Linked DNA regions of Mus musculus: region 2 is linked to region 1. The links are chromatin loops, found by intact Hi-C in ENCODE. Cell type or tissue: gastrocnemius. All regions are shown on one strand. Links, peaks and the distances in the headings refer to the core of each region. The heading gives the core; the rest is flanking DNA. Region 1 overlaps Zer1 (zyg-11 related, cell cycle regulator). Region 2 holds the start of Gm31080 (a long non-coding RNA gene).

Region 1 (16,042 bases), core at 3,562-11,561:
GTCCTCCCTCCATCTGTAGACTTTTCCTTTGTGGTTGCACAGCCCAAGGACTGTGTTGTCACCTTCATAATTGGTTCCTTCAGTTAGCATGACCCAGTGTTATATGAGAACTTTTTGTGACTGGATGATATTCCAACTTTTTATTTAGTCAGGGACTCAATCTGAGCTCAAAAGCTCAGGCTGGTCTGGAATTCCTGATCCTCTTTGCCTCTGCCTCCCAGGTGCTGGGATTACAGGTTTGTACAGCCTAAATTTTAAGGTCCTGATTTGAATGTGATGGATGGATGGGGCTCCCCATTCACCAATCAAGAAGTAGACACAGGTTCTTATCTGCATCTCATTTGGCTGCTTTTCTCCTTCCCAGGCTGTGGCTCTGCCAATGATCTTGTGATTATTGGTAATCCATAGTTGCCCTTGTGGGCCGCTGCTGCCGTCTCCCAGCATGGCGTCTGACACGCCCGAGTCCCTGATGGCCCTCTGTACTGACTTCTGTCTCCGGAATCTTGATGGCACCCTGGGCTACCTCCTGGACAAAGAGACCCTGCGGCTGCATCCAGACATCTTCTTGCCCAGTGAAATCTGTGACCAGCTGGTCAATGAGTGAGCAAGGGTCTCCCCAGGACTGGGCAGGGTTGGAGCCCAATGTGAGGGGTGAAGTTGAGCTGATGATCAAGACCAAGGCAAGGGGGAGTGGCTGTGAGGGTCAATGTGTTACCAGACATATGGTTACATGTGCATTGGTGTGTATGCACAGGGGCACACATGAAGGAATGGGTATACATGTAGGATTATGCAGCACAGAACGTGTGTGTGTGTGTGTGAAGCACCATGTGTGTGATGACAGATAAGTTACTATAAAGTCCTGCATGTACATGGGCCAGCATTATGTGCTCCTGTGTGTGTGCTCGCACCTGTGCCTGCACCTCTGAACTACGTACACATAAACACGTGTGTCAAGATCAGAACAGTAGACCTGTGATCAGAGACTGACTCACGCAGATGCTCTTTGTACAGCCTCCTGGTGGATCCCCACCGCTCTGGAACCCCACAGCACAGTGTGCATGTCCTTCCTGAATGCTTAGTTACCAGTTGCCCCAACAGGAAACCACAGGATCAAAGAGTTTCACAGCCAGATAGGAACCAAGGGAAACAAGCTCCTTATGTGTTCTCAGCACTCAGTGTAGGCCAGGCATGTGGCTGAACCCTTTATCAACCTAGCATGGAGCCAAGTGCATCTCATAGATGGAAAGTCTGGGGAGGTTCAGTTGCCTGTGAAAGGTTCCCGGGTGGAAGCAGCCTAGCATCTGAGATGCTATGGGTTTCACAGTGCCAAGAGCTTCCATATCTTTCTTATTCCGCCTCCTTCCTTTTTTTGGTTTGTTTCTGGGTTGTGTTTTTGTTTTTGTTTTTGTTTTAAACAAAGAGGGTTGCACTGTTCTTTGGCTGACCTGAAACTCACTTTATAGACCAGTCTAGCCTCAAACTCAGTGATCCACCTAGCTATGACCGCAGATGCTGAGGATGTGCAATCCAATGCCTGCTTCTTTTCAGGTTTTTGGGTTTTTTTTTTTTTTTTTTTTTTTTTTTTTTTGGTTTTTTGGTTTTTCAAGACAGGGTTTCTCTGTGTAGCCCTTGTTGACCTGAAACTCACTCTATAGACCAGGCTGGCCTCCAGCCCAGAGATCCGCCTGTCTCTGCCTCCTAAGTACTAGGATTAAAGGTGTGTGCAACCCACTCACCCCCCAACTGGGTCTTTTCATTTGAGACAATTCATTTACTTATTTTACATAAATATGTCTTCAGACACACCAGAAGAGGGCATCAAGTCCCATTACAGATGGTTGTGAGCCACCATATGGTTGCTGGGAATTGAACTCAGGACCTCTAGAAGAACAGCCAGTGCTCTTAACCGATGAGCCATCTCTCCAGCCCTCTTTTATTTTTAAAAGAGCCACCATGTAGGTGCTAGGAACTAAATACCAGTACTCTCCAAGAACAAATATTCTTAACAGCTGGACCATCTCTCTAAGCCGCTAGCCTAGGATTCATGCACAAAAGGCTGTCTTGGCTAGATAGGGTTATACTGATAGCTCAGACTGCCCAACAGGCAACTGTAAGCACAAAACCATTTTGATTTGCCTGCCCTGGAAGGGGATGATAAGGCACCAGAGGCTACTAAGGAAGAGTCCAGACTTGGTGTGATGTGGCTGAGGTCAGTGCACACCCAGTATGTTAGGGCGTGCCTAGGAAGAGGGGAACACATGTTATGGGTTACAGGTATGTGTTTAGGCAGAGTGCTAGAAGGAAGTTCTTGGGACTTGCTGGTGATCACCCTGAAGACCACCTTTAGATTCCTATGCCCTGGGGCCTATGGATAGTCAGAGTCTAAGCAGATGCTGTGAAGAGAGGTGACAGTTGCCTAGTTGATGTCATAGCCCCCAGGCCTGTGATATGGCTTCCAGAGGCAGCCCGGCTCCTAGGTACTTAATGAGCTAGGCTTGCTTCTCTCGAAGGTATGTGGAGCTGGTCAGTGCTGCCTGCACTTTTGAGCCACACGAGACTTTCTTCAGCCTCTTCTCAGACCCCCGCAGTACTCGGCTCACTCGCATCCACCTTCGTGAGGACCTGGTGCAGGACCAGGACCTGGAAGCCATTCGCAAACAGGTGAGACCCTGCCCACCCCCCAGAAGCCAGGCCTGAGGTGGCTCAGGGCAGGCAGAGGAGTTGAGACTGCTGTGCTACTCCAGGACCTGGTGGAGCTCTACCTGACCAACTGCGAGAAGCTGTCCGCCAAGAGCCTGCAGACACTGCGGAGCTTCCGACACAGTCTGGTGTCCTTGAGTCTCTCCGGCTGTGCCAACATCTTCTATGAGGAGGACAACCCAGGCGGCTGTGAGGATGAGTGCCTGGTCAACCCCACCTGCCAGGTGCTGGTCAAGGACTTCACCTTCGAGGGCTTCAGCCGCCTGCGCTTCCTCAACCTGGGCCGCATGATTGACGGTATCCCCGTAGAGTCACTGCTTCGGCCACTCAACTCCCTGGCCGCCTTGGACCTCTCAGGCATCCAGACAAGTGATGCCACTTTCCTAACACAGTGGAAGGACAGTCTGATGTCCCTTGTGCTCTACAACATGGACCTTTCAGATGACCACATCCGTGTCATTGTCCAGCTGCACAAGCTGCGGTGAGCACCCGGGGCAGGAGTTAGACCGGGGAGGAAGCAGGGGATAGAGGAAAGGTGGTGTCAGTCCTGCGTCCATCAGGGAAACCCTTGCATGGAACAGAGGGAGAGAGCCCACTCTTTAGACCACACACTGTAGAGAGTTGAGGGCAATTTAGGGCACCCAAGTCCCAGCAGGGTGTTTCTCCAGAATTCCCTGGAGAAGCTGTGACAGGCATGGACCCTTCCCTGCTGTGGCCTGAAGGAGTAAGATCCTGACCTGTGGTCCCCACCTGATCTCCAGCCACCTGGACATCTCCCGAGACCGCCTCTCCAGCTACTACAAGTTCAAGCTGACTCGGAAGGTGCTCAGCCTCCTAGTGCAGAAGCTGGGGAACCTAATGTCACTGGACATCTCTGGTCACATGATCCTAGAGAACTGCAGCATCTCCAAGACAGATGAGGAGGCAGGGCAGACCAGGTGGGTACCTACTCTGCCGCTGGGAGGAGGCCACTCACTAAGCCCTGAGCAAGTTCCCTGTGCAAAGTACTGTGCAGGTTGGTGAGGCTGGCATGGTAAGCACACCTTTAATCACAGTACACCAGCGACAGGCTATGCTCATCTCTGTGGATTTGAGGCCAGCCAGAGCTGCATAGCTTCAAAAGGGAGTGGGGTGGCTAGAGAGAAGGCTCAGCAGTTTAGAACTCTTGTTCTTCTATAGGGCCCAGGGTGTTTTGTTTTGTTTTGTTTTTTGTTTTTTGTTTTTTGTTTTTGTTTGGTTGGTTGGTTTTTTTAGACGGGGTTTCTCTGTATAGCCCTGGCTGTCCTGGACTCATTCTGTAGACCAGGCTGGCCTCGAACTCAGAAATCCACCTGCCTCTGCCTCCCAAGTGCTGGGATTAAAGGTGTGTGCTGCCACCACCACCCGGCAGGGCCCAGGCTTTAAGTCCCAGTACCCACATGGAGGCTCACAACCTGTCTGTAAGTCTAGTTCCAGGAGACCTGACATCCTCTTCTGGCCTCTGCAGGCACCAGGCACACACAGAGAGTGCAGCGTATATCCAGGCAAAATACTCAAACCCCACAAAGTTAAATAATCATTAAAAAAAAAAAGGCACGGGCCAGTGAGATGCCTCAGCATGTTAAAGTGCTTGTCACCAGATCTGACAACCTGCTTTCTGTCCCTGAAATCCACTCCTACAAACATCTGCTGATGTCCCCATGAGTGTGAGCACTCAAGCATGCACAGGCACATATACACACATATTCAATACGTTAACAGGAAGGAAGGAAGGAAGGAAGAGAAAGACAGACGGGGAGAGGAGGGGGAGAGAGAGAGAGAGAGAGAGACAGGCCCTGAATGCTGTGGCCCGTGTGAGCTGACAGGAAAGGAAAGTCACTCTGGGCACTGGCAGGGGAAGTGCATACTCGGGCTGCCTGAAGCCTTCTGAGTTTGTTGAAGAGATCACATAGCAGCATGGTGATCTTCCTATCGTCTGGATCAATCTGCACCGAGATCTGGCAGGTTGAGAGCCTAAGAAACAAACCGCACCGGGCATGGTGGAATGGTAGGGACCAGCAGCCAGGGACCAGCAGCCAGTGGGGACCAGCAGCCAGGGGTACTGCTGTCCCTTAGGTGGTGCCATGGCTGATCTGGGCCTCTGTGAACTGCTGAGATCTCATTCCAGGCCAGCCGCTAAGACTGGCCTCCAGCCTCCCTCAGCCGTATTTAGCTTTAGATGGCTGAGGAGCTTATCTTGAGCTGGAGAGATGGCTCAGCTGGTAGGAGCACCTATTGCTCTTCTGAAGGGCCTGAGTTCAAAACCCAGCAACACATGGTGGCTCACAACCATCTATGATGAGATCTGACGCCCTCTTCTGGTGTGTGTGAAGTCAGCTACAGTGTACCTATGTACAATAATAAGTAAATCTTAAAAAAACAAGAAAACAGAAAGAGGAGCTTATTCTTGCTTGTCAGTGAAATGTGTCTGTGGTATAATGGCAGGGGACCTTTCAAAGGTACTGGCAGTGGTGGCAGCTCCCAGTCCATGTTCTACAGTACGCCCTCCCACCCTTCCATCAAGAAGTGAGAGCAGGGAATGCAGCTCAAGTGGTACAAAGCTCTGACTTTGATCAAAGCAGGCAGAGAAGCATGTGCCTGTATCCCAGCACTTGAGAGGTGGGGTAGGAGGACCAGGGGTTGAAGGTCAGGCTCAGCTCCACAGTGGGTTGGGCAGGGACAGGATGAGATTAGAAGCCGTTGTTTCTCTATGGGTGGAGTTCCTGGTCCATGGGGGAGCCCAGGCTAGGTCCAGTCAGGTGGCTAGCTCTGACATGCTCTTTCCCCAGCACCGAGCCATCCAAGAGCAGCATCATGCCCTTCCGGGCTCTGAAGAGGCCACTGCAGTTCCTTGGGCTCTTTGAGACCTCATTGTGTCGTCTTACGCACATTCCAGCCTACAAAGTAAGAGGTGGAGTTGGGAGGAGGAAGTGGCCAGGTACCGCATAGCACTGAGTCTGGGGTCCCATTACCTGGGTTGTCCTGACATGTTCTGTCACTAGGTGAGTGGTGACAAAAATGAAGAGCAGGTGCTGAACGCCATCGAGGCCTACACAGAGCACCGGCCCGAGATCACATCCAGGGCCATCAACCTGCTGTTTGACATTGCACGCATTGAACGCTGCAACCAGCTTCTGCGGGCCCTGAAGGTCAGCTCAGAACCCAAGGCCCTCAGGCTCCCAGATACTGCTGCCCTCCTTCTCTGTCCTTCTGCACCCAGCCCTGATCCCAGGGGAACAGGTAGTCTTGCCTTGCAAACCTCCGCCCTTTGGCAGTGCTGGCCTCACTGCCAGCCTGTCCAGGCCCTGCCCTAGTTTCTGATCTCACATCTCCCCAGGAGAGCAAGTCTAAGGTCAGCCTTTCCCCAGAGAAGACACGGTGACTTAAAGAGCCCAGGCTGTCTTTGCCTGCCTCTGGCAGTGCCCCAGCTCCAGCCCCTTCCCTGTGTTCACACAGCTGGTCATCACAGCCCTCAAGTGTCACAAGTATGACAAAAACATTCAAGTGACCGGCAGTGCTGCCCTCTTCTACCTGACCAACTCCGAGTACCGCTCGGAGCAGAGCGTCAAGTTGCGGCGGCAGGTCATCCAGGTGGTGCTGAATGGCATGGAGTCCTACCAGGAGGTGACGGTGAGCCCCTGCCTGCTGCGGCCTGCATGCTTAGGCCCAGTATCCCTTCCTGCTCCCCAGGCTCCCCAGGCTTAGGGGGCCTTTGCCAACTCTCCTCGCACAGTTGCTGTCCCAGAAACCTGCCCCTGGCACACAGGGACCGCAGAAGCTGGCTTCAACTGCAGTCCCCTGCCTGTGGCCATCCTACCTCTGCCCTCTGTGTTCCTGATTTGCCATTTTCTCTGCCCCTCTCTCCCTATCATTGTTGGGGGTGGGGGAGTTCTAAAAACAGGTGGTATCTGTTTTTAATTATAAAATAATAAACATTTACCATAGAACAGTTACAAAGACATGAAAAACACCTAAAACTCTACCACACACCTAGCCTTCCCCTGCCGTCCTTACTCTGAGATGTGGTCTATGCATGAGAATTTAGTAAACAGGTTGTCTGCACCACTCTGCATGTTTGTGTAATGTGGATGCCATTTGTTTTGTTTTCTTTTCTTCTCTTTTGAGACAGGGTCTCACTCTAGCTCTCTCTGGCAAGTCCTTACATGAACCAGGCTGGCCTCGAACTCAGAGCTCTGCCTGCCACAGCCTGTAGAGCTGAATAACGATGCGCACCGCATCGTTACTTCCAGCTTCACCAGGGCTGGCACTAAAGGCGTGGTGCACATCAGTGTGTTTGAGCTCTGCTTTGAAGATGTGGCCTACCCAAAAGAGAAAAAGAATGGGGATCAGGCATACCGGCTCTTGCCTGTGAGCCCAGCCTCAGGAGACTGAGGTGGGATTGAGGTCTGGGCTTCAGTGTCAAACCCTGTCTCAAGAAGAAAATCAAGAAAATGGGGCAAGGACAGATGGTTCAGCAGTTTAGAGCACTGGCTACTGTTGCAGAGGACCCAGGTTCAAATGGCATATCTCACACCCATCTGTAACTCCAGTCTCAGGGATGCAGCACCCTCTTCTGGCCTCAGTGGGCACAGCATGCATATGGTACACAGACATATGTGCTAGCAAAACACCTACATACATAAAATTAAAATCAAGAAATAAAAGGAGTTGTTGTTGGGTGGTGGTGGCACACTCCTTTAGTCTCAGCAGTCAGGATACAGAGGCAGGCAGATCTCTGGAGTTCCAGGCTAGCCTGGTCTACATAGTGAGTTCCAGGACAGTCAGAGCTACACAGAAGAACCTCTCAGAAACAACAACAACAAAGGAGCTAGGACAGTAGTTTTCTGCAGAAATTGTAGCATATAAACATTGTAAAGGGTTGGTTACCTTTAAACTTTAAGGCTAGGGCAGATGCAGGAGGACTCTCTCTGAGTTTGAGGCTAGCTTCATCTACACAGTGAGTTCCAAGACAGCCAGGGCTACACAAAGAAAGCCTATTTCAAACAAGAAAAAAAAAAGCAAAATAAGCTTTCTCAAATTACAGTATTTGGGGCCGGGGTGTAAGTCAATGTTGGAGTATTTGCCTAGCATGTACAGAGCATGGGGTCCGGGGCTCGGCTCCCAGCATTGTAAAACTGTGTGCGTGTGTGTTGTATGATAAAGGGAAAAGCAAGGTGTTGCCTAAGGGGCCATACCCTCTAAACAGTGTATTCGATAAAGCATGGAGAGTGACAATACTTAATAAAGAAGAATGTAGGGCTGGGTTGATGGCTCAGTGCTCAAGTTAAAGGCACTTGTTACAAGCAGATCTTTGTGAATTCCAGGACAGCAGGACAGCCAGGGATACACAAAAAAAGCCTGTCTTGAAAGCCACACACACACACACACAAACTTTTACTATTACCCCTGCAGAGAACATGGGTTTAGTTGCCAACACCCATTTGGTGGTGGCTCCCAAGTGGCTGTAATTCCAGATCCAAGGAATCCAGCACTGTCTGCCCTCCCCTGTCACAATGCATGGTGCATCTATGCAGGCAAAACACTCAAAATATGTTTAACAAGGAAGAAAAGGAGATTAAATGACGACCAGTATAGTACATTTATGCATCATCATAAATGTTCAGGCTGGGAAAGAACAACTGAGAAGGGGTGTGGCCAGATGCCTGTACACAGCCACCTGGATGACAGCCTGGTGCTGTCTAGCAACATGAACATGTGTCCACCTACACCTTCTGATCCAGAGAGCCCTCAAGCAAGCCAGGCTTGGTGGAGGGAAGAGGATCAGAAGTTCAGTGTCATTATTATTTTATAATAAATAAAACTTAAAAAAAAGAAAAGACAGCAAGTATTAGTTGAGCCTGGTGGTATAGTAAGGCAGCAAGGGTGGGAGTTAAAAGCTAGCCCTGGCTACGTGATCCTCAGCTCAGCCCGGACTACGTGAGACCCTCATCTCCATCTCAGAAACCTACAAACCAAACAAACCAAAAAGCCTGCTAGCTTCCTCTTCCAGAGAGCCTCCCCAGCTCTGGGTAACCTCTGACCTGGAGTCCTGTCCCAAATCTGTCCCTGAACGTGCTCTGCTTGTCTCCCAACCTGGCCCAGGTGCAGCGGAACTGCTGTCTGACCCTCTGCAACTTCAGCATCCCCGAGGAACTGGAGTTCCAGTACCGCCGGGTGAACGAGCTGCTGCTGGGCATCCTCAGCCCCACGCGTCAGGACGAGTCAATCCAGCGGATCGCTGTGCACTTGTGCAATGCCCTGGTCTGCCAGGTGGACAATGACCATAAGGAGGCTGTAGGCAAGATGGGCTTCGTCGTGGTATGTGAACTTGACTGCCCTCGTCCTCCTGTTCTCTGTGAGGGAGGCTGCAAGAGGACCTGGCATCAGGGGGAGGAGGGGGAGGAGATTCTTTAGGGTAGACCCAAGGAAGTGCATCTCTGTTCTTGTTGGGGGTGAGCTGGAGGAGGGGATTGCTAAGGGCTGAGCATGAGCCTGGCACATGCTAGCAATCAGCCCAGCACACTGAGCTTCACACTACCACTGAACACTCTTTCCTTCGTGTGTGTGTGTGTGTGTGTGTGTGTGTGTGTGTGTGTGTGTGTGTGTGTGTGTGAGTGTTGGTGAGTGCTTCTGGAGGCCAGAGTTGTTTGATCCACCTGGAGCTGGAGTTACAGGTGGCCATGAGCCTTCTGACATGAGTGCTGAGAATTGAACTTGGGTCCTCTGCAAGAGTAGGACATAATCCTAACCACGGAACCATCTCTACACTTCCCTAGAAGAGTTGCTTGCTTGCTTGCTTGTTTGTTTGTGACATGGTCTCTCTATGTAGCCCTGGCTGGCCCAGAACTTGCTATGACCACAGGCTGGTCTCTGAGTCAGAAAGATAACTTTCCTCTACCTCCCCTGAGTGCTCGTAGTAAATGTGGGCACCACCATGCCCATCTCAGAAGAATTTCTTGTGCTTTGTTTTTCAGACAGGGTTTCTCTGTGTAGCCCTGGCTGTCCTGGAACTCAATCTGTAGACCAGGCTGCCCTTGAACTAAGAGATCCACCTGCCTCTGCTTTCCAAGTGCTGGGATTAAAGATTGTACCACCACGCCTGGCTTTCAGAAGACTTTCTTAATGTGACTGTTGCTATGACTTTGTAGTCTTCTCTGTCTTTAACTACTTCCACTCAGCTCCATGCAGTAAGCCCTATGACAAAAGACCCAGGGCTGGCCCTTCATCACTATGCCTTTCTGGCCTGGTATGAATAAATTATTAGCCTAGCACCTGGGACAGGATAAATATGGAAGGAAAGGAAGATTTGGGGGTTAGGGGCACCAATTGTCACCCTCCCTTATCCCTGGGGAAGTGCAGCGCCTAGCAGAGAAGCACTGTGACAAGTGTGTCCCCAGGTGTGTCCTTGACCACCCTCAAATCACTTCCAAAAGACCTGGGTGCTGCCAGGCTGTGTCACCTGGGACAGGCAGTGCCCCCTCCCTGCTGAGCTCCTAAGCTGGTGGAGCCTTCTGACTCAGGCAACCTCTCTCCTCTGCCCACAGACCATGTTGAAGCTGATCCAGAAGAAACTGCTGGACAAGACGGTAAGCAGAGCTCACACACTCTGCTCTCACCCCAGAGCCTTCTGTGTCAGAGTTGGCCATGTGTCCTCAGGAGGACATAGCTGAGCTGTGCCTCCCCCACAGTGTGACCAGGTCATGGAGTTCTCCTGGAGTGCTCTGTGGAACATCACAGATGAGACACCTGACAACTGCGAGATGTTCCTCAACTTCAATGGCATGAAGCTCTTTCTCGACTGCCTGAAGGTAGGCAGTTCCCGGCTGCCACCATCCCACAGGTGCCATCCCACACAAGCCTCCCATGGGCACACAGGGCCAGCCACACACAGACAATGTCTGCTGCTGAGAGACGTGTCAGGAACCTCCTCTCAGCCATGCCGTCCAGCTGTGCCCCCTGTTCTGTTCTGCCTGCCCACAGACCATTCCCTGCTAACAAGATAAAATTCTGCCCAGAATGTAGGACTCTGTTTTGTTGGTAGCTTCTTAGGGGCTCCCCTAAAAGGACTCTTCTGAGCTGTGGCAAGTGGAGCCACAATCCTCCCAAGTCAGCTCTCTTCGGGGCCTCTCTCCTGGTAGCACTGGAGAGTTGGGCTTGGCTTACTGTACCTCTCCTTTGTCTAGAAGGTCCCTTCACACAGGTGCCCACAAAACCTGCAGGGTAACAGTATCAGACATGAAGGGACCAAGTATGAAGGCCTTGCTGGTTCTCGTTCCCCAGGAGTTCCCAGAGAAGCAGGAGCTACACCGTAACATGCTAGGGCTCTTGGGGAATGTGGCAGAGGTAAAGGAGCTGCGACCTCAGTTGATGACCTCCCAGTTCATCAGCGTCTTCAGGTTGGTACTTCCTGGGCCACCAGAATACTCAGAACAATTGTGTACACTGTGAACACTGTGCTCTGTCCAGTTTCTGTTCTTGATACTGCCTTCTCTCTATATTGTGCTTTTTAAAAAAAATTATTTACTTTATGTATATGAGTACACTGTAGTTTTTTTAAGACACCCCAGAATAGGGCATCAGATCCCATTACAGATGGTTGTGAGTTGCTATGTGGTTGCTGGGAATTGAACTCAGGACCTCTGGAAGAGCAGTCAGTGCTCTTAACCACTGAGCCATCTCTCCAGCCCCTATAATGTGCTTTTGTTTTCTTTTGATCCTGTTTTTCATTCTGTGTATGTGAGGGATGGGTATGTGCCCATGAGTGCAGCTGCCCATAAAGGCTAAGGCTCTGGGTCTTTTCTCAAGAGCTGAAGGGCACAAGTGATTGCAAGCCATCATGGGTACTGGGACCTAGCTCCAGGATGAAAGAGCAGTGTTTTAGTCTTTCAGCCTACCACAGATGGCAGTAATGTTACATCCTTTTCTCTGAAGGACTGTGTATACCAAGTGGCTAGATGTTGTGACATGAGCTTGGGAAATGAAGCAGGAATCTTGACCAACAACAAACTCCAAGCCAGCCTGACTCAAAAGTAGAAAAAAAAGAGCCAAGTGATTTTCAGCTGAGCAGTGGTGCAGGCTTGTAACCCTGGCAACCACGAGGCTGAAGCAGGAGGATGTAGAGTAGTGGCCGCCCACGAGCACACGCATGATGGATTTTCTCTCTCTTGGTAGCAACCTGCTGGAGAGCAAGGCCGACGGCATTGAGGTTTCTTACAACGCCTGTGGTGTCCTCTCTCACATCATGTTTGATGGGCCTGAGGCCTGGGGTGTCTGTGAACCTCAGAGGGCAGAGGTGGAGGATCGTATGTGGGCGGCCATCCAGAGCTGGGATATCAACTCCCGAAGGAATATCAACTACAGGTCAGAGATGGGAAGGTACACAGCATGGAGAATCAGAAGCTGCTTGTCTCAACATGGGGTGCCAGAGCTTTCCACCCTGGTCCTGTTCTCCAAAGGTGTTTGCCCTCACTCACTGTAAGGTCCAGTGTGTGAGGGGCACCTCTCCCACTTGTTAACATGTGCATCTAGCCAGGCCTGTCTCTTATGCATGTTACATACAGCAAAACACAAGTCACCTGTCACCCCGCCCATGGCCATCCGGCTGCCTCAGTCCTTCTCCCTGCCACGCTGTGTATGGTAAACAGTTGAAAGGAAAGCCATCTTGAGCGGCTGTGCTCAGGCCCCAGGTCCCTGGGAGGCAGGAAGCTGAATCCCAGGACGCTTGTGAATGAAGCTTGGCTGATAAGAATTATTGTAGGTTTCTCTCAAGGCTCCCTTCCTTACCAGTTCACACTCTTGGTTACCAAGACCCTAGCTTTCTGCCCTCTCCCTCTTCCCTGACTTTGGTCTTCTCCAGAGCGAGCTTCTGGGTGGGGCCAGCAGCAGGGCCCTGGCATCCTACAGGCTTGCCCATGCTGCCTTTAGGACCCTGCATGGAGGAGAAAGCCTCCCCCTCCCCAGCCTCCAGGTAAAAGTGGTCTCTCTCCTGCAGGTCCTTTGAGCCAATCCTCCGCCTCCTTCCCCAGGGTATTTCTCCAGTCAGCCAGCACTGGGCCACCTGGGCCCTGTACAACCTCGTGTCTGTCTACCGTGAGTGCCTCCCATCCCTTAGCTCAGTCACTCAGTTGAACACAGCATATCCACAGGGAGCTGGCACACAGGGATTTACTGTTGGCATTGGAGAGATGCCAGTGTGCCTGTTAGCCTAGTGCACCATCAGAGGTGCCTTTCTTCACACTCTTCCCCTACCTGCCAGTGAACTTCCCAGTCTTTTTGCCACCTGCAGGGCAGAAGGACACCTGGCTGGTTACCACAGTCACCTGGGGGTGCCTTACTAGCAACATCATAAATTCCAGCTTCTGCCTGTGGAATCTGGTCCCAGAACTTCCAGGGAACCTGTGTCACGATACAAACCTCTCCGAGAGAGTTCATGCTTTGGGCCTGTGGTCAAGATATTTCCCATAGGACCAACTCCAGGAAAATTATAACCACAATTTCTGGGAAACAGTGGGGAAGTACCTTTCCCAAAGACTTGCCCATTCCCTTCCATGTGGCCCCAGGAGCCTTGACACCCTTGGCCTGTTCCTGCTCCCTCTTGGCAGTGTCTTTCCCCAGGCAGCAACTGTAGAACAGTTCTGGTCAACATTCTGCGTGTCTGGGAACAGGCCGGTAGATGCACACTGTCCTCACTATTGCCCCTACCTTATAGCTGACAAGTACTGCCCCCTGCTGATTAAAGAAGGTGGGATGCCCCTGCTGAGAGACTTGATCAAGATGGCAACTGCCCGGCAGGAAACCAAGGAGATGGCCCGGTAAGAAACAAACTGCATTCCTGACTAGGTACCTTGGTATGGGGGCAAAGGGCACAGTGGGGATGGCAGAAATCTCCAGGAGTTATCAGTGTTGAGTGTGGAGCAAACAGTGTATGGGTGTCCAGCAGAGGCCTCTTGTCATTGCCCATGGATGACAGACAGGGTCTCAACTCTCAGGGGAGCTGCTCTGCTTTCAATTCCCACTGAGCACCGAGCACTAGCAAGCACTCTACATTATTTTTGATCAGTGTTATTCCAATAAAAATGGACTCAGTGCAGTGAGCGTATGCTAGAAGCCACGTGCATACAGTGCTGGGTTATTTGAACGCAAATATGAGGGAAACGCACCCTTGGATGGCAGGGGTGAAGCTCAGCGGTACAGCTCTCGCCTAGCGTGTACAGGGCCCCATGCACACAGAGATGATATCAGAGTGAAGGGCGGGGCATGCCAGAACCCTCCCTGGTCTTCTGTGTCTCTGAGATTCAGTGTTGAATGTTTAAGCCTCAGTTCTGATTGTCCCTCCTTCCCAGTGTGCACTAGAATGTACACTACATTAGAATCAGTGGGATTGCATTGCCTTCCTCGTGCCTGGATCCATGCTCTCTGGGAGGTTATTCCTTTGTCACAAATCTGAGCACGGGATAGCCTGAGCCTCAGAAACACCCCCACCCCCCATCCCCACGCCTTTCTGTTGTGGAGACCCCAGCCAGCACCCTGCCATTCAGTCTTTCTGGTGAAGAGACTGGTTCAGTTTGAACTGACTGGTCCTCGAACTCAGTGTCCCTTGGGAGTCCCCTGGAAAGTGTTAGAACTGAACAGCTGCCTGCAGATTTTTTACCAGTGGGCTTGGGGCTATCTATGTTAGACAAGATCCAGGACTTTTCTGTGGGGCTTGTCAGCGAGCCCTCTTGGTCCCCTGAGGCCTGCAGTGTGTGAGCCAGCAGGTATCTGCTTCAAGGAATGAACTATCCTGGGAATTTCCTTCTCAAAAGCCCTCAGTGCAGCCTGTCAGCAAATGGAGGCTGCAATAAACCCCAAAACCCTGAGTCTCCCAGTTGAACAGGCAAGCAGTGTAAGGGTGAACTGCAGTGGGTGGCAGTGTTCTCGGGGAGTAGGCTGAGCTGGCACACTGAGGGCCTGTGCATATCTTCAGTCTGTTTGGGGGGCCCCTGTGGGCCTCTGAGCAGAGGAAGAGCTGCTGGCTGGCAGAGCAGATGCTGAAGAGGGCAGCAGTGGGTTTGGGAGGTTAGGCATGGCTGCTGGTAGGACTTCCTCCTTTTCCTAAGTTGAGGGCAGTGGCAGCATTCATGGCCACAGGTACTACTTCCCAGGTGTGCTGCCAATCACTGGCAACACCATTCAAGACTACGTCAGGGTCACTCTTAAAGCTTGGTAAGTAAGTAGCTGTGGGGCTCCAGGAGAGCCGCTCTCCTTAGCCACCCTCCAATGCTCTCCCCGGTTTTATCCAGCAAGGTGATTGAGCACTGCAGTAACTTTAGAGAGGAGAACATGGACACGTCCAGATAGAGGCCACACAGCTCGGACCACAGGCCGGGAGGAAGCGCTGGAGGTCTAGTGGGCAGGTCCCTTTGCGGAGCCTCCTACAGGGTGAAGAAACAGCGAGGACTTGCACAGCCGACGCATTTCCTTAATGTTAGTGAGATATATATTATATATATATATATATATATATATATATATATTTTTTTTTTTTTTGGTTAGGAAGTGTGAAGTTTTGTGTGTATGACTTCTCCCGAGTCTTTGCAGCTCCTTGCCACTCTTGGTCCGCCTCCAAGCTTTGGTTGCTGCCATGTTCCCTCCTGCCCCAGCCAGGCTTGCCTCTAATGCTGTGAGTGCCTGGCCCCTTCCCAGTGAGCTGACCCTGGCCTGGCTTCTGTCTGTTGTGGGAGGAGCTGGCCCTTAGCAGGCTACTCAACATCCCTGATCCCTGCCTGAGTGCCCTGCCCAGGTTCCCAGGTGAGTGAGGCTGGCAAGCTTTAGGATTAAGTCCAGCCCTACTGGGTTTCCCAGAAGCCTTGGTGCTCCAGGCTGTGAGCCATCTGGGGCCAAAAGAGTAAGCTGTTCCCAGGCCTTAGGCCAAGCAGATCCTGTCCAGAGGACCCTGGAGAAGCAGGGCTCTGTTGGCCCACTGCTCTCTGGCCAGGCCTGTCTGTGGCCATGCTGCTATGGAGGAAGGCTGCCTCAAGTCTCCCTCAGGCCCCTAGGTTTTTGAAGGCTGCAGCCCAGAGAGGGTCAGAACTCAGGGGCAATTACACTGCCCCTTCTGCCAAACATGCCCCAAACCGCCTCAGCTCTGGCAGCTGGCACCTTCCGGGACCAGGGTCTTTCCTTGTTCTGTAGCCCTTATCTGCCCACAGCACCCCAGTGCCCAGGTACTCCCACCAGCAGCAGAGCTGAGCCCACCCGCTGTCCAGAAGATACTACAGCTCCCTCCAAGGCAGGAGGTCCCCACTCCAGCCTCACAGTGGCAGCAGGAAGCCACCTCCAG
Region 2 (16,042 bases), core at 5,077-13,076, 55 kb before region 1:
AAGACAGTGTATTCATATCCATAGAATAATTCTTTTTGTAAAAGGATTTATTTATATATTACATATACAATGTTCTGCCTGCACGATACCTGCAGTCCAGAAAAGGGCACCAGACTTCATTATGGATGGTTATGAGCCACCATGTGGTTGCTGGGAATTGAACTCAGGACCTCTGGAAGAATAGCCAGTGCTCTTAACATCTGAACCATCTCTCTAGCCTGAATAATAATTTTTTTTCTTTTAAGATACATTGGGAAATAGGGCATCTGCAGGTGTTGATGGGTAAGAAGGCAATGGAGGGAAATCATACAAATACCGTGTACATGTGTGAACATGTTATGATGAAACTTGGGCTTGTTTGCTTGGTTGGATTTTTTTAGACAGGGTTTCTCTGTGTAGTCCTGGCTGGCCTGGAACTCACTCTGTAGACCAGGCTGGCCTCGAACTCAGAGATCCGCCTCCCTCTGCCTCCTAAGTGCTGGAATTTAAGGTGTATGTCACCACAGACTGTTGAAAAAATGAAAAAAAAAAGACAAAGTTGTAGACTGGAGACATGGTGCAGCAGTTCAGAGCACATGTTGGTCTAGCAATGGACCCAGGTTCAGTTCCCAGCACCTATATGGTGGCTCACAACCATCTGTAACACCAAAGGATTTGTAGGCAAACACCTATATAGACAACATAATTTTGTTTTGTTTTGTTTTTTAAAGATTTATTTATTTATTATATGTAAGTACATTGTAGCTGTCTTCAGACACTCCAGAAGAGGGAGTCAGATCTTGTTACAGATGGTTGTGAGCCACCATGTGGTTGCTGGGATTTGAACTCTGGACCTTCGGAAGAGCAGTCGGGTGCTCTTACCCACCTGAGCCATCTCACCAGCCCCATAATTTTGTTTTTTAAAGAGCATATTCAACTCTTGCAGAGAACCCAAGTTAAGTGACAGGCAGCTCACAATGTCCTATAGCTTCAGTTCTCGGGACCCATTATATTCTGAACTGTGCAGCCTCTGCAGTTCTAAGGTGAAGGATTCAGCTCAAGTGACCAGAATTTTGCTTGCTTTCTTTTCTTTTCTTTTCTTTTTTTTTCTTTTAAAAAGATTTATTTGTTTTATATATGTGAGTACACTGTCTTCAGACACACTGAAAAAGGGCATCAGATTCCATTACAGATGGTTGTGAGCCACCATGTGGTTGCTGGGAATTTAACTCAAGGCCTCTGGAAGAGAAGTCAGTGCTCTTAACCTCTGAGCCATCTCTAAAGCCTACAACTTTGGTTTCTCTAAAAACACTGTTATAGCCGGGCGGTGGCGGCACATGCCTTTAATCCCAGCACTCGGGAGGCAGAGACAGGCAGATTCCTGAGTTCCAGGCCAGCCTGGTCTACAAAGTGAGTTCCAGGACAGCCAGGGCTATACAGAGAAACCCTGTCTCAAAACAACAACAACAGCAAAAACAAAAAACAAAACAAAAAAACCAACCAACCAAAAAAAAAAAAAACAAAAAAACCACAGTTATATTTCGTGAACATGATTTTGTTTTAATCCCAAGTGTGGGATATGGGGCTGCTTCAGACTGTGCACAGCCGATAACTATGATTGTCTCATGCTCTAGGAGGGACAGCATTTTTGGCAGCTGCAGATAGTTTATGTTTGTAATTCTGGGGACTCTTGAAAGGGAATAAAGCTGAGAACCCTGAGAGGGCCTGTGATGGCTGTGGGCCCTGCTGCCACTGGTCCCTGCTGCTGCATTTGCTATTGGTCCATTGTTGCTATTGCTGTTTTGCTGGATTGCTGGTTGGAGATATCCTGAGGATGGATGTCAGATTCGCCTCATGGGCCGGGTGTGGTGGCTCACGCCTTTAATCCCAGCAATTAGGAGACAGAGGCAGACGGATTTCTGAGTTTGAGGCCAGCCTGGTCTACAAAGTGAGTTCCAGGACAGCCAGGGCTACACAGAGAAACCCTGTCTCAAAAAACTGAAAACAAACAAACAAACAGATCTGCCCCCATGGAACCCAATGCCCCTAATCAGCAGGAAGTAGTCTAAAGAGGCCTATGCCCACGGCAGTGCTTGGTCTGGTGCTGCTATGTATTCAGATGTCAAACACTGGACCTGAAGATCTGGTTGTAGTCTAGACAAGCGCAGGATCACAGCCACCAGACGATGTGTATGAACTTCGCTCACCTATCTTCTCTGACTGGTTAAATAAAAGTGGTGACAGCCAATCACTGGGGAGAATAGGTAGGCAGGGTTTTAGTTACCGGGCTGGACAAAAAAGATGGGGAGCAGAAGATATTCATTATATGTGATGGATCACGAACAGGTAGCTGAGGGGAATGTACACTGAGGACAGCCTTACCTCATCTGAGCGAGTGCTAAGCCAGCCACACCTCACACCATGGGCACAGGGCTCGACTCATGTCACTTTTCCAAAGGAGGGGAAGCCATCACATGCCACAAATAAGAGACAGAGGACAGGGGCTGGTTAGGTGGCTCAGTGGTTAAGAGCACTGACTGTTCTTCCAGAAGTCCTGAGTTCAATTCCCAGCAACCACATGGTGGCTCACAACCATCTGTAATGGGATCCGATGCCTTCTTCTAGTGTGTTTGAAGACAGCAAGGATGTGCTTGGGAGGCCAAATTGTTTAAGTTCAGACTGCATTTTAGAGAACCTGATCTAAGTTTGAACTCAGATAAACAGGCTGGTACCTAGCACTAGTTTCCAAGTTGCCACTCCCCTGCCCCCAACAAAACCCAAGCCTAGCTCCAGTCTCTAGACTAATCCCCAACAAGACCAGTGTCTCCAGGTTATTCCCCCAACAAACAACAAAGGTAACCCCCAGGTTACAAGCCCACCCCCTGCCTAACGACCACTGATGCAGTTGATGACAGGAATATAAATTTAGGATATGACTCCAGCACCAGCCATTTATGTTAAAAGTCACGGTAGCTTTCCAATTAGATGCTTGCACGCTTAACCCTCCCCTGCTCCCCACTTGCTGCTTATTATAAAGCCTTGACCTGATAGATATTCAGGGTTCACCACCACCACCAAAACCCTCTTGCATGAAAGTGGTGCACTGGATAGGGGTCGGGGGACTTCAAATAGAATGAAGACCCTGCTGTGAGATGCATCAGATCAGCTCCTGTCTTGTTTTGTTTTGTTTTGTTTTGTTTTGTTTTGTTTTGAGACAGGGTTTCTCTGTGTAGCCCTGGCTGTCCTGGAACTCACTCTGTAGACCAGGCTGGCCTCGAACTCAGAAATTCACCTGCCTCTGTCTCCCAAGTGCTGGGATTAAAGGCATGAGCCACCACGCCCGGCACCTGTCTTGTTTTTGTTAATCACATTCCCTGGCACTACATTTTGATGTGTTGGCTGAAAAGTTCCCCATGATACACAGGACTAGCAATCTGGAGGGGCAAAACCAGTCTAGGTATTTTTGTTTTTTATGTTTGTAATACCATGTTAAAGTTCCTGCTTTTTGCCTGTCTGAGAGCTGAATTTGTCTGAGCTTTCTGTGAAATCTGCCAAACAGAACAGAACAGAACAAGCTTGTGTAAAGGTAAATGTGAAACTCTTCCAGTCATGCTGAGATGATTTATTTGTGTGGAAACTGGTGGCTTGTGTTGCCATGGCAATTCTTCTAGGTTTGAGCCCTGCTAAGGAATCTGAGTGTCAGAAGCTTCCTATGAGGTCTGAGCAAGTGAGTACTTGCAAAGTGGCTCAAAAGCTTGTGATTTGTGTGGCGGCTAATTTGTCTAAATGTTAGAAGTTTTCTGTGAGATCTACAGAGTGGAATGAAAACTTGTGTAAAGATAAATGACTTATACTGCCATGGTAAGTTTTACAGGTCTCAGTAAACATCTGTGCAGTACTATGAGTTGTCATGTGTGAGAGCGCCACCTTCTGGTTGGCACTTGTTACTGCAAACTGTATTTTTCTGGTTTTGGTTGGTTTTGGTTCTGGTTGTGCCTTTCTCTGTTTGCTGACTCCAAATGGTGGCACATCTTTCTGAGAACAAGGCCTTAAATTTGTTTCCGTGGCCAGTTTGTGTTTACGACAGATGTGTCTGGAAGCAGTGACTGTGGTGGAGCCAGGAGACCTCCCAAGCCTCAATTTGGGTAGGCATGGGCTCCTCACCCATCTGGGAACAAGGCCTTGATTTTATACCTGTGGATGACTGCAGTTAAAGATAGATGTATTGCAGGGCAGTGGTGATGCACACCTTTAATTCCAGCACTTGGGAGGCAGAGGCAGGCAGATTTCTGAGTTTGAGGCCAGCCTGCTCTACAAAGTGAGTTCCAGGACAGCCAGGGCTATACAGAGAAACCCTGTCTCGAAAAACAAAAACAACAACAACAAAAACAAACAAACAAAACAAAACAAAAGATAGATGTATCTGGGAACTGTGGCTAAGGTGGGTCCAGGAGACATCCTGAGTCTCAGTCTGGGGTGGGCATGGACTCCAGGACACCCACCAATCTGGTTCTTTTCTGGTGTGTGTGTACCACTTTCTGGTTGTTTCTCCTTTTTTTCTCATTTGTTGTGTTTTGTGTGTTGTATTTGTGTTTCTCATTACAAGATGACATTGAAGAAGTGACTTTGACTAGAGGACTGTGATGAATTAAGTGACTTGAACTTTGATGGATGTATTAACATGAGACAGGCTACATCTACCACATTCTGCAGGTTCCCTTCACCACAGAAGAGGCAGAAAGCTTGTTCTTGGACCCATAGGGGAGCCCATCAGTAACCAAGCAGCAACTGATGCTTGCTTTCCCCTAACTCTCCCAGATTGGGATTTTAACACAATTAAAGTTAAGACCATCTTGGTCTACCATCAGACTCTTCTGTCAGGTCTCAAAGTGCTTGCAAGATGGTCCACAAATTAGGCAGAGAGAAAATGAAAGCCCTGCAGCTTTTGAAGACATTTCAACAGTACACCCCCATGGACCCTGCATCACCAGAAGCAAAAGCAACAGTCACTCTAGCTTTTTTTTTTTTTTTTTTTTTTAATCAGGCAGCACCAGATATTAAGAAAAAGCTCCAGCGGGGCAGTGGTGGTGCACACCTTTAGTCCCAGCAGTTGGGAGGCAGAGGCAGGCTGATTTCTGAGTTTGAGGCCAGCCTGGTCTACAGAGTGAGTTCCAGGACAGGCAGGGCTACACAAAGAAACCCTGTCTGGGGGGGGGGGGGGAGAAAGAAGAAAGAGCTCCAGAGGGTTGAGAGGTTAGGAGAAAGGAGTCAGAGAAACTTAGTCATAGTGACAGAGAGTATTTTTAAAAAAGAGAGAGACTGCAGAGGAAAAGCAGATGAGAGGAGAGAAGCAACAGATTCGAGAATGGGCAAAGATCCTGTTGGCAGCCATGGACAAACTAGAAGACCATAGGAGATGCCTAAAACAGACAACTTCAGAAGAAGGAGTTAAGGGAGGCCCTGAGGTCAAAAGTGCCCCATCCCCAACCCCAGGGTAACCCTAAGAGTAAAAGGGAAACCCAACAGTTTTCCTGTTGTTGTTGATTTTTAATAAAGTTCAATATTCTGTCTTGCTAAAACATGAAGATCAAGTCTCTTCATCAGTTTATAAATGGCTTTCCAGTGGCAACAGAAACAAAACAAAGACTCAGGACATCTTAGAGGCCCTAAAAATATTGGGCTATTGAGCCTTGACAAAGAAGGCCTTACTCTACTGTTGTGTCCGGCCTGCAGCTCACATGTTTGGGTTCAAGTCTGGAAAGGCATCTTAGAAACCTGGAAGAGAAGAAGGGGACTAGGCAGCGCGAGATAAAGACGGAACCAAGACAAGGCTCTGCTCAAGGTTCAATTTTACTATTCCGACACTCCGTTATGAAGGAGGGGGAGGGGCCGATTCCTGCCAAATAATCTTGGAGTAAGGTTGCAGGTGAACACGTGATGGCTTCGGAACAGCAAAGCGGCAGGCTCCAGCAGTGGGCGAGGCAGAATGATTGAGCGGCAAGCTCCACCCCTGAGCAAGCAGGTTTCAGGCTGGAGAGGGGAGGCTACACTCTACCAATTACAGGTGACCTCCCTAGACCCAGGGGATGCATACCCAGACTCGGGGCCCTGACATCAGCCAATAGCCAATCTGATACCACTTGCCAGAAGCTGCCCTCCCACCCCCGTTTGTGCAGCCTTCTGGTTAAAGATGATGCCAGAATGACTCCTTACCATCCTCTCTTCTCGAATGCCCCCAGGATAACGTTTCAGCTGCCCTGCTGCCTGACCCTGAGCTTGATTGATGGGCTTCTGCATGACTGCTCAGATGGATGCAGAGGTAACATGGTTCACCAATGGCAACTGCCTCATTCAGGATGGACAGAGATATGCTGGGGCAGTGATGGTCTCAGACACCAAGATCATATGGGCAGAACCACTCCTGGCAGGAATGTCAGAACAGAAAGCTGAACTGGCAGCTTTGACCAAGGCAATAGAGTTGAGAAAAGACAAGAGACACAGATGGTTGGTGCCTTTGCTACTGCTCACATCTAGGGTAATTTTTATATAGAGAGAGGCCCTCTGAAGGCAGAAGGAAGAACTAAACTCCATCCCAAAGAGCAACAAGACAGCCCAGTGGGTAATCCTAGAAAATTGGGCCCCTCATTTCCTTGACTGCACTAGATCCAGGAGATCCCACACCCTCTGACCAGACAGAAGATGGGATCTTGGCCAAAAGCCTGCCCATGTATCAGTGTCATAAGAGATGATGGAGATCAGCTGACTACAAACTAATTGTACTAGAGAAAATGGGTATAAGCATACTGAAAAAGATGCATTGTTCTTCAAACATGGGACCCCAGAGAATTCAGAACTTAGTCCACCATTCCCACATCAGAATTAGAGATCCCAACTCGAAAATAGCTGAAATTGTTAAAAAACAAAAACAGAAACAAAACACCCAAAACAACCATAAATCCTGTCAATTGACCAATGCAGTTGCCAATAAAAAGAACAAAAATACTCAATACTGAAGCACTAAGCCAGAAGTCTATCAGGAAATGGACTAATGAACTTCACAGAGGTAAAGCCAAGAACATTTGGATACGCCAGGGCGGTGTTGGCACATGCCTTTAATCCCAGCACTCGGGAGGCAGAGGCAGGCTGATTTCTGAGTTCGAGGCCAGCCTGGTCTACAAAGTGAGTTCCAGGACAGCCAGAGCTACACAGAGAAACCCTGTCTCAAAAACAAAACAAACAAACAAACAAACAAAACCAAAAAAGAAAAGAAAATTTGGATACAAATATTTGCTAGTATTTATAGATACCTTTTCAAGATGGACTGAGACTTTCTCAACTAAGCATAAGACTGTGCAGATAGTAACAAAGAAACTACTGAAAGAAATTCTTCCAAGGTTTGGTTTCTCTAAGCTTATAGGCTCAGACAATGGACCTGCATTCGTGTCCCAGGTAAGTTAGAGATTAGCTAATATTTTGGAGATTGATTGGAAATTTCCTTGTGCTGACAGACTCCAGCGTTCAGGACAGGTAGAGATGGTAAATAGAATCCTAAAAGAGACCTTAACTAAATTGACCTTAGAGACTGATGATGACTCTCTCCCCTTCATCCTTTATAGAGTTCAGAACTCCCCACCCAGGTAGGACTCACCCTTTTGAAGTTGTGTTTGGTTCACCTGCTGACAGAAGCTGTTACATGATCTCGAGGGTGCCCAGTGGGTGCACAAGCTTGTTTGGCATAGCATTGTGCTTTCCATAAAGCAGGTCCACCTGTGGAGCTCCATCAACTTGAGCCTGGAGACACAGCCAGGGGTCATAGAGCTTCGCTGAAAGGGTCCCTGTGCTACAGAGTCCACCACACATCCAGTTGCTGTTGAAGAAGACCCTGGCCAGCAGGAGGAGAATTCAGCCTCAAGACTCCCTCTTGTCTCCCACTGATGCCCCTACCCATGCCCCAGGGGCACCACAAAGACATAGCCCTGTCACTGTTTTCATGAAGCTTCAGAAGTTCCGTGATTGGGCCTTCTGGTCGAAAGAGAAAGGGAAGGGGGTGAGAGGTCAAGTCTTTTAAGTTCAGACTCCATTTTAGAGAACTTGATCTAAGTTTGAACTCAGGTAGACTAACAGGCTGGTATCTTGCATTGGTTTCCAAGTTGTCCCTCAACAAAACCAAAGCCTAGCTCCAGTCTTTAGGCTAATCCCCAACAAGACCAGCGTCTCAAGGTTACACCCTCAACAAGACCAGCATCTCCAGGGTATTCCCCCAACAAACCTGCATCCCCAGGTTACAAGCCCACCCCCTGCCTAACGACCACCAATGTGGACGGGAGCAGAAGTTAATTTATGGTATGACTCCCAGCACCAGCCAATTATGTTAAAGGTCACAGCAGCTTTCCAATTAGATGCCTGTTGCTTATTATAAAGCCTTGTCCTGATAGATATTCTGACCTCAACCACCACCAAAACCGTCCTGCGTGACAGCAGTGAGCTGGGGGGGACCCAAGCTAGGTGGAATAGAATAAAGACCCTGCTGTGAGTTGCATTAGTTTGGCTCCTGTCTGTTTTGGGGGAGAATCACTAACATTTCCCTGGCAGTACATACTCACATATACAAGATAGATAGATAGATAGATAGATAGATAGATAGATAGATAGATAGATAGATAGATAGATAGATAGATAGATAGATAGAACATAGCAGTGGCCCAAAAGCTCAGATCATAGAAGCTGCATTTTTTCTCTTCAGTCCACCCCTACCTGAGAGTGGAAGAATCCAAATCCCCTGCAATGTCCTGAGTCAAACACCAGAGGGAAGCAAAGAACACACCAAAGAAATTGGAGCCTAGAAAACTTTTAACCATGTGAAAGGGGTTTTAAGTGAAATTGATAATTTTAAAGAAAAATAGACACATAAAGATGAAAAACACAATAAAGAGCTTTGGGCTTTATGTAACACTATTTTAAACATTTTGAGGAAGATGGAAGTAATGAATAAAATTGGCACATTGCTGATTAAAATTATTGTATTATTAAGCTTCATTTGGGGGGTGGGGGGCTGAGACAGGGTTTCTCTGTGCAGCCCTGGCTGTCCTGGAACTCACTCTGTAGACCAGGTTGGCCTCAAACTCAGAAATCAACCTTCCTCTGTCTCCCAAGTGCTGGGAAAAAGGTGTGCACCACCACTGCCTGGCTTAAGCTTCATTCTTTTTTTTTTTTTTTTTTTTTTTTGTATAGAAACATCTTTTATTTGGGTAACATATCCCAAAACAGGTCAGTTAGTAAAATAGATTCTACAGAGTACAGACCTATGCACAGCCCTCCCTCCCCAAAAATAATCCTGAGGGAGGGAGTCTGTCTCCCTCCACCCCGGACTCCTCAGATATAAAGTTTTGGCAGGTTATTGGTTTTCTTCTAGGTATGGACCACCATGTCTACTTTCTGTAGTGTCTGGTGTCAGTACCTACTTTTCTCTCACTCCAGACCAGTTCAGTAAACATTTCTTCCCCACCCCAAATTATGGGGCCGAAATAAAAGAGCAAATAGGTCTCTACTGAGGTGCTGGGCAGGCCCCAGCTCCTCAGCACTGTGCTTTCAAAAAGGGGGCAGGTGAGCAATACATGTGCTACACACCTTTAATCCCAGTGCTCAGGAGGCAGAGGCAGACTGAGCTCTGAGTTTGAGGCCAGGACAACCAGGGCTATACAGAGAAACCCTGTCAAAAAAACCTAAAGGGTGGGTGGGTGGGTATTTGGCACTTTAACAACAGACTAGTGAGCTAGGCAGTGGTGGCATGGCACCCCTTTAGTCCCAGCATTAAGGAGGCAGAGGCAGAGACTGGTGGAGCTCTGTAAACTCAAGCCCAGCCTGGTTTACAAGAGTGAGTTCCAGGACAGCCAAGGCTACACAGAGAAACCCAAAAAGGTGAGGACAGGAGAGGCCAGATAAATTATGAAACCTGGCAGAGAGACCATTTGGCACTAGTCCCTTAGTGGAAGACAAGAGAGAAATATAAGAGTAGGAGGGAAGAAAGGAGGAGGAACCATTTCAGCCATCAGAGTGGTGAGATGGGCTAGAACCAACAGGATACTGGCTTTGACTTACAACCTCTGTATCTTTATCGCAATGAGGCTGGATGCCTAACTCAGTTCTTCTGTCAGCTTGTCTCTGAGATGTACTGCCTGGCCTCTGACTGTAGCAGTCTGCCTCCTTCTAATGTCCCTGACCACGTCTGTAGTAACTTCGCTATCTCTTATTCTTTGGGTCTGGGGCTAGCCTCTTCTCTGCCCACTTCCATCTCATTATTCATAGTCCAAATGTCCCATCCCTATCTCTAAGAGAACTCTTTGGTCCTCACTACTTTCCTTCTCCACTTCTTTCTATTTCCCACCAATTGAGAAGGGGAGGGAGGGAGGACAGGGGCACCTGATAGCCAACCTCCCCTGCCTTTTCTCCTGAAGCACCTTAGATTTGGACAAAGAGAAGGCCAGTGAGCAGGGCAAAGCCTGCTAGGAGCAGAATGACCTTGAGGATCCTCTGCTCAGAAGTGGCCAGTTCCTGGGGTAGAATTTCCAGGAAGGTGATATAGAGGAAGGTGCCAGCTGCCATGCCCTCTAGAACAGATTGGGCCAGCTGGTGCAGAGGCCCAGCTGACTCTGCCAGAGCTGCACCCAACCCGATGCCCAGAGGTGTCATACATGAGAAGAGGATCCCGCAGCCAGCCACCACCTGCACACGTAGGTGGCTCTGTAGCAGCCGCAGGGACAGGCTGACTGCCAGAATGCCCCTGTGAAGCAGCAGAGCTAGGCACAGCTCCATTGCCCGAGCCCTGTCTCGCTGCAACCCTACAGCCAGGCCCTCAAATACTGAGTGCAAGGCTAAGGAGAAGACCGGGACACAAGCACGCAGGGCTGAGGGAGCTGCTGGAGTTCCGCCGGCCTGGGGGATCCCTGGTCCATCATGCCAATGCTGAGGCCCACCATTCACTGTGCCCAGTAGAGCCCTTGTCTCTTTCGAATGGGGTGGACTGGACTGTTCCTTGTAAGCCAGCGTGATTTGCTCCATCACCAGGACCAGGAAGAAACCCATGGCCAAGATGAATTCTTGCAAGGGGAACTGAAGCGTCACATGCAGGGCCTCCAAGGCCTCATCTATGGCAGCCAGGTAGTCAGGCAGCAGGTCCAGAAGACATGTAGCCAAAAAGACTCCTCCTGCGAAGCAGCTGACGAGGCTCAGGGCTTTCTGGCCCGAGGCTGAAGCTTCATGGTTAGCACCTGACCTTCGAAGCACACAGACAGGTACCAGGCTGCCGATGAGTGTCAGCAGCAGCAGCACCAGGGCCCCCAGTTTCCCCTCCAGCCCTACTGGCACCGAGGGCTCCAATGCGACTGCTTCTGGGCGCCACACCAGGAGCTCTGGTTCCCCCAGGACCCCATGGTGGCTGTGATAACTCGGTGACTCTTGGACCTATACAGAGAAAACTCCCGAGGGTCTCACTCCATTGCTGTCTCTCAGTTCCGGCCTTGCGTCGGGAATTCCCACCCCCTCCCCTTAAGCTTCATTCTTAACAAGCAGTTTGGTTTGCTGTATCTTTTTTTTTTTTTTTTTTAAACCAAGGACTTTGAAAAAATTCACAAATCTTAGAAAAAAGTACAGAAAATTATAAATCAGAGTGAAGAGATTACTTGGATATCTTAAAAAACAGGAAAAAAGACAAAGGTGAAATATGATGAGAAGCATTAGAAGAAAGGTTACAGAAATTTATAAATCTAAATGAACAAGATAGCAGAGACACAGGCGCAGGAGAGGGATGGAAGATGGACATAGATTTAAAAGGGGAGTTTAAAATATTGACAGATTAAAAAGAAAGCCAGCCAAAGGTTGTTAGGAAAACCAAGCCAAACCAGCAGCTTGTCCATGTAGTGTCCAGCAAAGGCCAGCAGCTTGTCCATGTAGTGTCCAGACAGGCCAGCAGTCGCTGAGCACCCCTGAGAGGACTGTGGACGGCTTCCTGGGGACGTGCTGGCCTTGGGAAAGTTTAAGGGAACTTACAAGTTAAGTGTTGCTAATGTTGGCATGCACTTGCCATACCTAAAAAAATCTTGACTTCTTGGGTGATCAAAACTAGAATAATCCAAGCTGGGTGTAGCACTTTAATCCCAGCACTCGGGAGGCAGAGGCAGGCAGATTTCTGAGTTTGAGGCCAGCCTGGTCTACAAAGTGAGTTCCAGGTCAGCCAAGGCTATACAGAGAAACCCTGTCTTGAAAAACAAAACAAGCCGGGTGTGGTGGCGCACACCTTTAATCCCAGCACTCGGGAGGCAGAGGCAGGCGGATTTCTGAGTTCGAAGCCAGCCTGGTCTACAAAGTGAGTTCCAGGACAGCCAGGGCTATACAGAGAAACCCTGTCTCGAAAAACAAACCGAAAAAAAAAAAAAAAAGAAAAGAAAAGAAAAACAAAACAAAACAAAACAAACAAACAAACAAAAAAAACCCAAACCCTAGAATAATCCAAGTCTGGAAAGATATGGCAAGAACAATATTAGAACCTGGGTCATGGTTACAATGACTTTTGTAGTGGATAGAAGAGGCTAGGGAAACAGAACCAGGGTTATTAACATTCCCACAGACCCCTGCTAGGGGAAGGTCAGTACGTGGAGGTAGAGATGCAAGTCATATGTCCTTATATGATGAAGAAACCTTGGCATTATGACGGATGGCAGCCTTAAATGCCCAGGACAAATTTTTTTTTAAAGATTTATTTATTTATTATATGTAAGTACAATGTAGCTGTCTTCAGACACTCCAGAAGAGGGCATCAGATTTCGTTATGGATGGTTGTGAGCCACCATGTGGTTGCTGGGATTTGAACTCCGGACCTTCAGAAGAGCAGTCGGCGCTCTTAACCACTGAGCCATCTCGCCAGCCCCCCCCCCTTTTTTTTTTTTTTTTTTTGGACAAATTTGAAGGAATAGGAAAAAGAAACATTCACTGGCTTTTTGCAAAAATTGGCTTCAGCTGCAGATGCGAAGACACCAGATCCACTAGTAGGAAGACACTAATCAATACCAGATCCACTAGTAGGAAGACACTAGTCAATACCAGATCTACTAGTAGGAAGACACTAATCAAATCTTTGGCTTTTGAAAATGCTAATGCTGAGTGCAAAGGTGTGATCTGATCTGACTTTAAAGACTTGATCAGCAGCTGTAGCTGAATGGATCAGAAATGCAGTTGAGTCGGGCGTGGTGGCTCACGCCTTTAATCCCAGCACTCGGGAGTCAGAGGCAGGCAGATTTCTGAGTTCAGTTCGAGGCCAGCCTGGTCTACAAAGTGAGTTCCAGGACAGCCAGAGCTGTACAGAGAAACCCTGTATGAACAAACAAACAAACAAACAAACAAACAGAAATGCAGAAGCCATCCCTAAAGCTTTTGAGAAAATGCAAACTCACAAATGTATTTTTCCATTAATTTATTTATTTATTCATATTACAAACCAATCACAGCCACTCCCTTCTCACAGTCTTACCCCATCCCAGACCCACCCTGGGTATTAACATACCCTGACTCATCAAGTCACTGCAGGACTAGGCGCATGCATCCTTTCCCACTGAGGCAACACAAGGCTGCCCAGTTCCCTAACTGTGGGGTAGGATCCACAAGCAGGCAGCAGAGTCAAGAACAGCCCTGACTCTGGTTTGTGGGGGACCTGCATGAAGGCCAAGCTGCATGTCTGTTATATTTATATGGAGGAGGGGGTGGCTAGGTCCAGCCCATGCTTGCTCTTGTTTTTTGTTTTTGGTTTTTGGTTTTTTTGAGACAGGGTTTCTCTGTATAGTCCTGGCTGATCCTGGAACTCACTTTGTAGACCAGGCTGGCCTTGAACTCAGAAATCAGCCTGCCTCTGCCTTCCGAGTGCTGGGATTAAAGGCATGCACCACCATGCCCCTCCATGCTTGCTCTTTAGTTGGTGGTTCAGTCTCTAGGAGCCTCCAAGGGTCCAGGGTTAGTTGACTCAGTTGGTTTTCTTGTAGCGTCCCTATCCCCTTCAGTTCCCTCAGTCCTTCCCCCAACTCTTCCACAGACTCCCTGAGCTCCATCTACTGTTTGGCTGTGGGTCTTTGCAGCTGTTTCTATAAATGAAACAAAAAACCAGAAGGGGTCAAGAAACAGATTAAATTGGGAAATGTCTATAGATGATCAGAGTTCAAAACTAAAGATATTTGCACATAATTGAAGGAATGGTAGACACTAAAGCTGATGCAAATATAACCTCTCCAAAATCTTTTTTTTTTTTTCTTTTTTTCGAGACAGGGTTTCTCTGTATAGTTCTGGCTATCCTGGAACTCACTTTGTAGACCAGGCTGGCCTCGAACTCAGAAATCTGCCTGCCTCTGCCTCCCGAGTGCTGGGATTAAAAGCGTGTGCCACCACGCCCGGCCTCTCCAAAATCTTGGCCCTCAAATTGCCCTCTTAAAGAGGTAGATATCCAATTTCAAGGAGTTGAAACTTTATCCCAGGTAAAACAAACTATCAGATGGCTTAAATGTATAGGGCCAAAAAGTCAAACAGGAAGATTAAGGTTCTATGTGGTTGAGAGAGCCATAAATTTATGGAGAAGATATTATATTACAACAATGGAAACACAGATTAGCCTCCCTCCAACTTCAGGGGCAAGGATTAAAATAGGTGATGCCCCTGATAATTTTTTTTAAAAGATTTATTTATTTATTATATGTAAGTACACTGTAGCTGTCTTCAGACACTCCAGAAGAGGGAGTCAGATCTTGTTACGGATAGTTGTGAGCCACCATGTGGTTGCTGGGGATTTGAACTTCTGACCTTTGGAAGAACAGTCGGGTGCTCTTACCCACTGAGCCATCTCACCAGCCCCAATAAATTTTTTTTTTAAATGTTATCAAAGACAGTTACAGACTCTCCAGGCTGTCCATAAACATGGTTGTTAATGGACAGACTCTTCAGTTTTAAGTGGGGGAGCCACTGCTGATAAAACACCAATAGCCTGACCACTAAGGTGAACTGACTGACCAACCTGTTTGGACCAAGCAAAGGTCTATGATAAAGGAAAAATTACAGGCACTAGAACAGCTGGTCTAAGACCAGCTGGAGGCTCAACACATAGAGGAGTCCACCAGCCCTGGGAACTCTCCTGTATTTGTCATTAATAAGAAATCTGGCAAATGGAGGATGTTGACAGATCTGAGAGCAATCAACGAAGTCATTCAGCCAATGGGTTCTTTACAGCCTGGAATCCCATTACTGTCCTCGTTACCTAAGGAATGGCCTATCACAGTGATTGATCTAAAAAGTTGCTTTTTCACAATTTCTTTACAAGAACAAGACAGAGAAAAATTTGCCTTCTCCCCCACACTTAACAACTCTATGCCAACCAAAAGGAACCTTGTGGCAATCCTGCCACAGGGAATGTTGAATAGTTCTACCTTATGTCAATATTTTGTACAACACTATTGAAAATAATTCATAAACAATTTCTTTGATCCATAATTTACCACTATATGAATGATATTTTGCTGGCTGACTCAAATGGATTTACCTTAGAAAGAATGTTTAATGAAGCAAAAAGAATTTTGCCTTTTGGGGTTTACAAATTGCTCCAGAAAAAAATCGAAGAGGAGATTCTCTTAATTATCTAGGATAAAAGTCGTGTTATACACGTGTTCTACAGAAAATTAGACCACAAAAGGGACAAATCAGGAGCGATCAATTAAGAACTCTTAAAAATTGCCAGGAGAACAGCCAGGGCTATACAGAGAAACACTGTCTCGAAAAACCAAAAAAAAAAAAAAAAAATTGCCAAGAGAAGCCAGGCGTGGTGGCACACGCCTTTAATCCCAGTACTTGGGAGGCAGAGGCGGGCGGATTTCTGAGTTCGAGGCCAGCCTGGTCTACAAAGTGAGTTCCAGGACAGCCAGAGCTACACAGAGAAACCCTGTCTCAAAAAAACCAAAACAAAAAAAATTTTTAAAAAATGCCAGGAGATATTAACTGGCTACAGCCTACAGTTGATTTGCCTACTCAAGAGCTAACT

What was found. Peaks named below come from ENCODE experiments on the same cell type or tissue, not always from the same donor. Only the 100,000 strongest peaks of a DNase experiment are listed, where the experiment ranks them.
Region 2: it touches region 1 in a loop (4-fold over the local background); 22 of 42 quality-filtered maps call a loop at or near these places.

The regions. Positions count from the first base shown.
Region 1 is chr2:30,097,804-30,113,845 of GRCm38, reverse strand. Zer1 (zyg-11 related, cell cycle regulator) reads left to right here. Exons shown (of 16, transcript NM_001290503.1): 2 at 365-600; 3 at 2,514-2,664; 4 at 2,748-3,184; 5 at 3,465-3,641; 6 at 5,511-5,625; 7 at 5,724-5,870; 8 at 6,178-6,351; 9 at 8,824-9,039; 10 at 10,266-10,307; 11 at 10,410-10,529; 12 at 11,002-11,117; 13 at 11,893-12,081; 14 at 12,713-12,810; 15 at 13,430-13,532; 1 more. The coding sequence starts at 443. The coding sequence ends at 15,060. Among named protein-coding and RNA genes, the nearest start is that of Zdhhc12, 12 kb to the right of the region's middle. In gastrocnemius, for the core only: a CTCF peak has its summit at 7,309 (motif pointing left); a DNase peak (open chromatin) is centred at 7,291.
Region 2 is chr2:30,154,762-30,170,803 of GRCm38, reverse strand. Gm31080 (a long non-coding RNA gene) reads right to left here and starts at 8,198. Exons shown (of 4, transcript XR_866091.1): 1 at 7,628-8,198; 2 at 6,193-6,400; 3 at 5,689-5,754; 4 at 469-507. It also overlaps the pseudogene Slc39a1-ps. In gastrocnemius, for the core only: a CTCF peak has its summit at 8,787 (motif pointing right); no DNase peak of the experiment used is centred there; H3K27ac peaks cover 1,301 bases.